Linked DNA regions of Homo sapiens: region 1 is linked to region 2. The links are chromatin contacts, found by Hi-C in ENCODE. All regions are on one chromosome and are shown on one strand. Each heading gives the region's core, a stretch centred on a gene start or an enhancer-like site at or near the end of the contact. The rest is flanking DNA. Distances are from core to core; before and after follow the strand shown. Region 1 holds the start of OR2A14 (olfactory receptor family 2 subfamily A member 14). Region 2 holds the start of OR2F2 (olfactory receptor family 2 subfamily F member 2).

Region 1 (3,638 bases), core at 765-3,264, 190 kb before region 2:
CTGAGCAATGAACATGACGCATTTGAGTCACGTATTCTAAGGCTCATTATTGTCAAATGTAAAATGTTGACCACAGATACCAAAAGGACTGATGTGAAGAAGAAATACCATCGCACTGGTACATTATAGGAATTTAATAAATGTCAGCTGTTACTAATGATATTAAAGAGATCGTAAAATTGAGGGAAGTATTAAAGCATAGGAATTGGAAATCCAGTGCAATCATCATGGTGTTGCAAACACTTTCACGTTTATCTTGCTTTTCTTTTTGGCTGTTTTTGAGTTTAAATATAAGACACACATTTTGCTTTGATTTCCTAATATAAATGTTCCTATATTTTGATTTTTAAAATTAAAAAGCAATTTAAAGAAATGGAAGACTCCTTTGAAGTAACCACACTCCCTTACTGAAGAAAAAAAAATACAGGCTGTAATAGTAAGAGGTCAATCCCACCATGCTAAATATCCCAATGATAGAGAGAGGATTAATTTTTTGGAAAGAAAAGGGGGGCGTATTTAGGGTGTTTAGCACTGACACAAAAGAAAAGTTTCTATTGAAAATTGTCTTAGAATGGGAGCCCTGGGGCCTCCAGCAGTGGGGTTGTAAGGCAGCACTGATTTGTCAAATCTTTGCAATTACTCAGAAATAACTTGCCATCTCCAATAATATACTTTGACACTGAGCTTAGTCCTAGGGAGCAGCCTAGTTTTTTTTTTTTTTTTTTTTGAGACGGAGTTTCGCTCTTGTTGCCCAGGCTGGAGTGCAATGGTGAGATCTCGGCTCACCGCAACCTCCGCCTCCCAGGTTCAAGCAATTCTCCTGCCTCAGCTCCCCAAGTAGCTGGGATTACAGGCATGCACCACCATGCCTGGCTAATTTTGTATTTTTATTAGAGATGGGGTTTCTCCGTGTTGGTCAGGCTGGTTTCAAACTCCTGACCTCAGGTGATCTGCCTGCCTTGGCCTCCCAAAGTGTTGGGATTACAGGCGTGAGCCACTGCACCCGGCCGCAGCCTAGTGTTAAAAACAAATGAACAAGCATGGATTCCTGAGCCCTGCAGCCTGGGTTCAGATCCTGGCTTTGCTGCATACTAGCTTTATGACTTCTCTGTGCCTCTTCATGCCTCAGTTTCCCAATCTACAAAATGGGGTAATAAATTCTGTCTCATAACATAGTTGTGAGGATTAAATGCATTAACTCACATAAGAACTTAGGTTTTTTAGATATATAATTAGGGATATGAGAACCATCGTTAAGGAGAATGTCTGGATCCAGTCATCATAAGGAGACATGTTCTGTGCTCAATGGTTCCTCTGCTAAAATCAGAAAAAAAAAAGAGAACCTGTACCCTGACAGGCACTGGCTTTTCCCTGTGAGTGAATGGTGCCTGTATCCAGAACAACTGAGAAGGGGATCTTGTCTGGTGACACAACGCTTCTGAGAATGTGCAGGACTAGGCAGTTAGCAGAGGGGCAAGGAGGATACATCCCTGGGTAAGCAAACCACTTACAAACTCTACTTCAGTTTTTAAAATTAGCATTATTTGTAAAAAAGAGTCACCTGAGCCGCATAGCCCCTGACAATCATTGGAGCCCTTTAGCCAGATCATACCCTATAGGGATGGTTATCTGATCCTCTTCTATGGCACAGTGATGACAAAGCCAGGAGCTGCCACAGGGTAATGAGGGGATATGGATGGAGGGGCCGAGAAGGTCAGAGGTACATGGCCATATCCTGGGATAGACGGTGGCCCCTAGAGGTCCCCTCAGGACCCTAGCTATAAATACAGACTTAGAAGCAGAAGGAGACCACATAGCACGGGCATTTCATCGCTACTATCTGGAGCCAGTGATTTCATTCACTGCCCCTTTCCCATTTCCATCTGTAAACCCTTTCTCAAGGCAAATACACCACATTTACTTACAGTACAATAATCTGTGGTCTTTTCTTCTAACATACCCTTGGGCTTGCTAGGAACCTCAAAGACAGGAAAGGCAGAATGGATAGACTGGGATTGATTCTCCTCGCTAATGAGGCCTTCTTGGGAGGTGAAGCCCAGATACAAAGCTCTCCTGAACTTTATGATACAATTAGTTGTGTAAGCCAGGCTTTTTCTACCATCATTTGACTAGACACTCACTCCCTGCAGAGAAAAATAATAATTGAGAGAACAGAACCCAGTGGTAATACTTCTAATCATATCTCTCCAGAGACAATTAAAGATATTTGCTACTTTCCTATTAGCAGGCAAACCAGTGAAGGCATTGCCCATGTTTATTCATTTTGTTCTTTCAGCATTCCCATGGGATGTGTTATGTGTGTTTACTTGGGATTGGACAGGGACAGGATTTCTGTTAAAAGACAAGACTCTTGCACAGAAGATTTAAAAACCAAGATCATGTCTTAAATTAATTTCTTTCAATACTTATTCTATCAATCTTAAAATTGTTCCACTCTCTAATTCCTAGTTTCCCTAGAGGAGAGCCAATGATCTCTTGGTCTCTGCTGGTTAGAGGTCCCTGAATTCTGTTAAAGCATCACTTCAGAAAAATAGCTTTCTCTCAATGGAGAAAACGTCATTGTAAAATAACTACTGCAAATTTCTCACAAATATTATTGACTTGGTAGTTCAGGTATACTTCATCTTCTTCCTTGAATTTCTTCAGTGTGCCTTCCATCTCAAGCATTTCTTAGCCACATATTTATTTCCTTATTGTGGGTTAGTGCCTACAGATAAAATGGCCATACTCTTTCTTTCTCTATCCTTTTTTTTTTTGCACTAAGTGATAAAGTTTGACGATTGTAAAATCCTTCCAGTTCTTACCCTCTGAGTGTCTTTTCTTAACCTAGATCTCAATAGAGGTTTAATTCTTAAATTATGGTGGAGGGAGCACTTCAAAATAATAGTAATAGATTTAACCTATCATGGAGAACAGTAAAAGATATATCCAAGAGGAGTATAATTGGAGTTATTTTTCTTTTAACATAATCTGTGTGACCAATAGAGGCTTACTCTACTTACCTCATTATTCTTCAAAGCACACACTCTACTTCATTCAAGTACTACCCCTAGCAGCTCCCAGTCTTGAAATTCTTATTCCTTATTTCAAGACAATTTTAACTGTTCTACCCACTTGACTTCATACTTAATACTGATTCTGCAAAGCACTCTTGGAGCCCTCTTCACCAATCCAACCCAAACTGGTCTCCCTTGTGAAATAGAACATAACATTTACATTTAGCATGCTTTCAGGTTGTACATAAATAGCTTTTTACTCCCAGTATTTTTATCATTAACGTTTTCTAAAAAGTTACCACAGAAAATTAATTTGATCACCAACATTTGGTGGGCTCTTTTTTGGTTCCATATGAACTTTAAAGTAGTTTTTTTCCGATTCTGTGAAGAAAGTCATTGGTAGCTTGATGGGGATGGCATTGAATCTATAAATTACCTTGGGCAGTATGGCCATTTTCACGATATTGATTCTTCCTACCCATGAGCATGGAATGTTCTTCCATTTCTTTGTATCCTCTTTAATTTCATTGAGCAGTGGTTTGTAGTTCTCCTTGAAGAGGTCCTTCACATCCCTTGTAAGTTGGATTCCTAAGTATTTTATTCTCTTTGAAGCAATTGTGA
Region 2 (3,996 bases), core at 1-2,500:
ACAGTAAGTAGTACTTTTTTTCAGTTTTTATCAGAACATAAGAGTGGAGATTGAGAAATTGTGGAAGGTTCTGTTACAGCAGTAGCTAACTCCACTAATCATACTGCTGGGATATAAAATTATCCCCACATCCCACACCCCATCCAACTCAACCACTCAGCCTCCTACATAACATCCCCAGTACATGTTACATCATCTCCTTCCCGGTTGCCAGAGCAACATAGTTTATCCCTGCCATATCTGAGCTGGGTGGAGAAAAATGAGGCAAAGCTTCTTCTTAAAGTAATGTTCATGAGTCAAGTTCCCAGCTTGGATGTTAACCCAGAGAATTTCTCTAATAGTTTATGCCAGGCCCCCTTCACCTCTTTATTCCTTAGACTATAAATCACAGGGTTCAGCAGAGGCATAACAATGGCATAGAAGACAGAGATCAGCTTCTCTTGAAGGACTGAGGGACCAGAGTGGGGCTGGATGTAAGTGAAAATCGTTGTGCCGTAGCACAGGGCAACCACCGTGAGGTGAGAGGCACACGTGTGGAAGGCTTTCTTTCTTCCTTCTCTGGACTGGATCTTTAGGATGGTGGAGATGATCCGGATGTAGGACAACAGAACCAGGCAGAAAGGTGTCATCAGAAGAACAATGCTAGACACCATGATGGCAGCCTCATTGGAGGAGGTGTCCACACAAGCCAGCCTGACCACAGCTAGGAGTTCACAGGATATGTGATCAATAAACTTGTTAGTGCACATGGGCAGCTGAAAGGTGATAGCAGTCTGCACAAGAGAGTTGATGGAGCCACTGACCCAGGATGTGATGGCCAACCTAGCACACAGCCCTCCATGCATGATGGCCGAGTATCGCAGGCGGTCAGACACAGCCACATGGCGGTCATAGGCCATCACTGCCAGGAGAACAAACTCAATCCCACCCAAGGCCAGGGAGAAAAATAACTGGGCTGCACAGCTCTGGAATGGGATGGCTTTATGTTCTGCAAGAAAATGTGCCAGCAGCTGGGGGACTACGCTTGTGGCATAGGAGACATCGACAAGGGAGAGGTTGGTGAGAAAGAAATACATGGGAGTGTGGAGTCGGCTGTCCAGTCTGATCAGAAGGACAATGAGACAGTTCCCCAGCACTGTCATGAGGTATGTGACCAAGAACAGGGAAAACAGGGATATCTGAGTGCACCAGTCACTGGATAAGCCAAGGAGAATAAATTCTCTCACCCACGTCTGGTTATCTATTTCCATTTAAAAATGTGAGGAATATTAATCTGTAGAAAGAGTCAGAAAAAAACAGAAGCTGTTGAATCAAAGAATCATAAGAATAACTTCTTAGGAATGCATACTGTATACGACATTCCAGCCTTGGCCAAATATTTTAGATAATTCACAAGGCCAAGATGACAGGCTTGTTTCCAACATACACTATATTTACTTTGCATTAGAGAGACAGTAGTGCTTTCATAAGGACATGATGTGGACTCAAATAAGCCAGTTAAAGCCTGTAGATAATGCAGTGCAATTTTTGGAAGCTTTACCTCTTTACTAGCTTACCTCAGTATCCAGGGCAGGGAGTTTGTTTTCTGATGATGTCAGCAAAAAGGAAGAATAGAAAGTCCCAGGCTCTACTCTTCTCCACAGAACATTCAACTAGCAACTATCCCCAGACCAGAATATCTCTTTTAAAACTCCACTACTTGGACACTAACATGAGACAACCACAAGGTACGTGGAATGAAAATTGAATTAGAAGGCTAAGAAGCATAGTTTCACTTCAACCCTGCCACCTTGCCTCCTGCCAAAGTCAACACAACACCAGACAAAGAGGGTTTTCCTGGGCCCATGGTTTTTACAGGAGGAAAGGAAAACTAGAGGCAGTCATTCAGCATCTCTAGTTTTCCAAGATGCTTCTCAGAAATCCCACTCTGGGCTTATCTCATGGAGAACACTGGGGGTAACAGCATAGCTAGACTACCTGGTGTCAAGTAAAAACAAAGAAAGGAGGCAGAGGTCTTAGTGACCAGCACACAGATCATGGCATTACCTCTGTGTTCTTGCTAGCTGTGGTGCCCAATCTGAGACACTAGTCAACTTCATAGTTCATTTACAAAGCTAAGCTGGTCATCTTCAGAAGCATGGTGGGAAGTACAACCTAGCTTGAGGCCTTAGATAGCTAGTCCCCATGTCCAGTCTCAGAGCCCACACCAGTGACCTCTGCCAAGACAAGGAGATACACACCTCCACCCATTTCAGAAACACACATGAGGTAGACCTGCTTAACCCAGGAAGTCAATCCATGGCTCTACTCAGCTAAAAGGCCCCATCAAGGACATCTACATGCCTTTCAGAGAAGCATGAGGGCTAGAACTGTTTGACCTGGGAAGTCAAACTCAATTCAGCCAAAAGCCCATCTTAAAGGGAAGAAACCCTACAAGGAAGCTCCACCTTAACAGGGAAGCAACCATCAATTGTGTTTTTCTGAGTGTAGCCTCTGGCCTCAATCATTCTAAGCAGCAACTTCTCCTAACTTTGGAGTTCAGCCTACAGCCCTGCCCAACTGCAAATCCCAGAAAGCATAATTTTCCAGCCAGGGAATAAATTCTGTGACTAGTCTGACCAGAAGCCATTGCAGTACGCAGTCAGTAGCTCTGTGTGATAACAGAGCTCAGCCAGTGGTCTTGCCAGACAGCAGGGCCCAGTCAATAGCCCCAGCCAATATCAGAGCAAAGACAGCATCCCAGGCAGGTAGAAAATCCACAGTTAGCTTTGCTTGCCCAGGGCCATTACCAGCTGGCCCTTGAAGAATTACAGGCTACACTAAATAGTATAGGTCTAGCCCTGCCAAAGAACACCTGTAAAGGCCAGAAGGAGGGGGTATCTCTTCAAATGAAAAGATAACAATGCAAAGACACAAGGATTACAAAGCACTGGGGAGTTATGACACCTCCAAAAGAAACTAATAAAGGGCTAATAATGGACCCTAAAGAAATGGAGATTTATGGGGTGACAAAAAATTCAGAATAATCCTCTTAAGTTAAAAAAAAGTACCAATAGAAATTTTAAAAAATTTGGAAAAAAATACACAAACAAGATGAGGAGTTTTACAAATAAATAGAAACAATAAAAAAGAACCAAATAGAAATCCTAGAGATGAAGAATAAAAAGACTGGATTGAAAAATTCAATTAAAAGTTTCAATGGCAGACTCAAGCAGAAGAAATATCAGTGAGCTGAAAGAACATTTGAAATTATCCAGTCAGAGGGGCAAACAGACAAAAGAATGAAAAAGAACGAAGAAAGCCTGTAGGAATTATGGGAGACCAATCCTTTATATAATAGGAGTTGCAGAAGGAGGAGAAGGAGAAAAAGGGGCAAAAACCATATTTAAAGAAATAATGGCTGAAAAATTCCCTAATCTGGAGACAGAAACCAACATCCAGGCACAAGAAGTTCAAAGATCTCCAATCAAATTCAACCCAAAAAGGAGTTCAGCAAAACACATAATAATCAAACTATTGAAACTCAAAGACAAAAAGAAAAGGATTCTAAGAGGATCAAGAGATAAGAAACACATCACATAAAAAGGAGTTTCAATACAACTCTTAGCCGATTTCTCAGCAGAAATCCTGCAGGCCAGGAAAGATTGGGATGATATAGTCAAAATGCTGAAAGTAAAAAACTTGCCAATCAAAAATACTTTACCCAGAAATACCTGCATTTCAGAAATAAAAAAGAAATAAAAACTTTCCCAGACAAACAAAGGCTAAGGGAGCTCATCACCACTAGGTCTGCCTTATAAGAATTATTAAAGAAAGTTATTCAATCTGAAGCAAAATATTACTAATTAATAACATATAACTTACAAAAATAGAAAATTCAGTAATATAAGTAAAACAGAGCCGTACTCAGAATACTCTAGGACTGTAATGATGGTGTATAAAGCAATTATATCCCTAGTACAAGTATTAAAAGACAAAATTACTAATAACAACTAC

Evidence for each region. A loop is a pair of places that touch in the nucleus more often than their neighbours do.
Region 1: a map of OCI-LY7 shows a loop between it and region 2 (2.6-fold over the local background). The contact joins the promoter of OR2A14 here to the promoter of OR2F2 in region 2. A Hi-C loop is called at or near these places in 1 of 168 maps with a recorded cell type or tissue (OCI-LY7) and 1 of 37 single-sample maps with no recorded cell type.

The regions. Positions count from the first base shown.
Region 1 is chr7:144,121,552-144,125,189 of GRCh38, reverse strand. It overlaps OR2A14 (olfactory receptor family 2 subfamily A member 14), which reads right to left and starts at 2,014. Exons shown (of 2, transcript NM_001001659.3): 1 at 1,926-2,014.
Region 2 is chr7:143,932,487-143,936,482 of GRCh38, reverse strand. OR2F2 (olfactory receptor family 2 subfamily F member 2) reads right to left here and starts at 1,250. Exons shown (of 1, transcript NM_001004685.1): 1 at 297-1,250. The coding sequence starts at 1,250. The coding sequence ends at 297. RefSeq lists an enhancer at 402-901.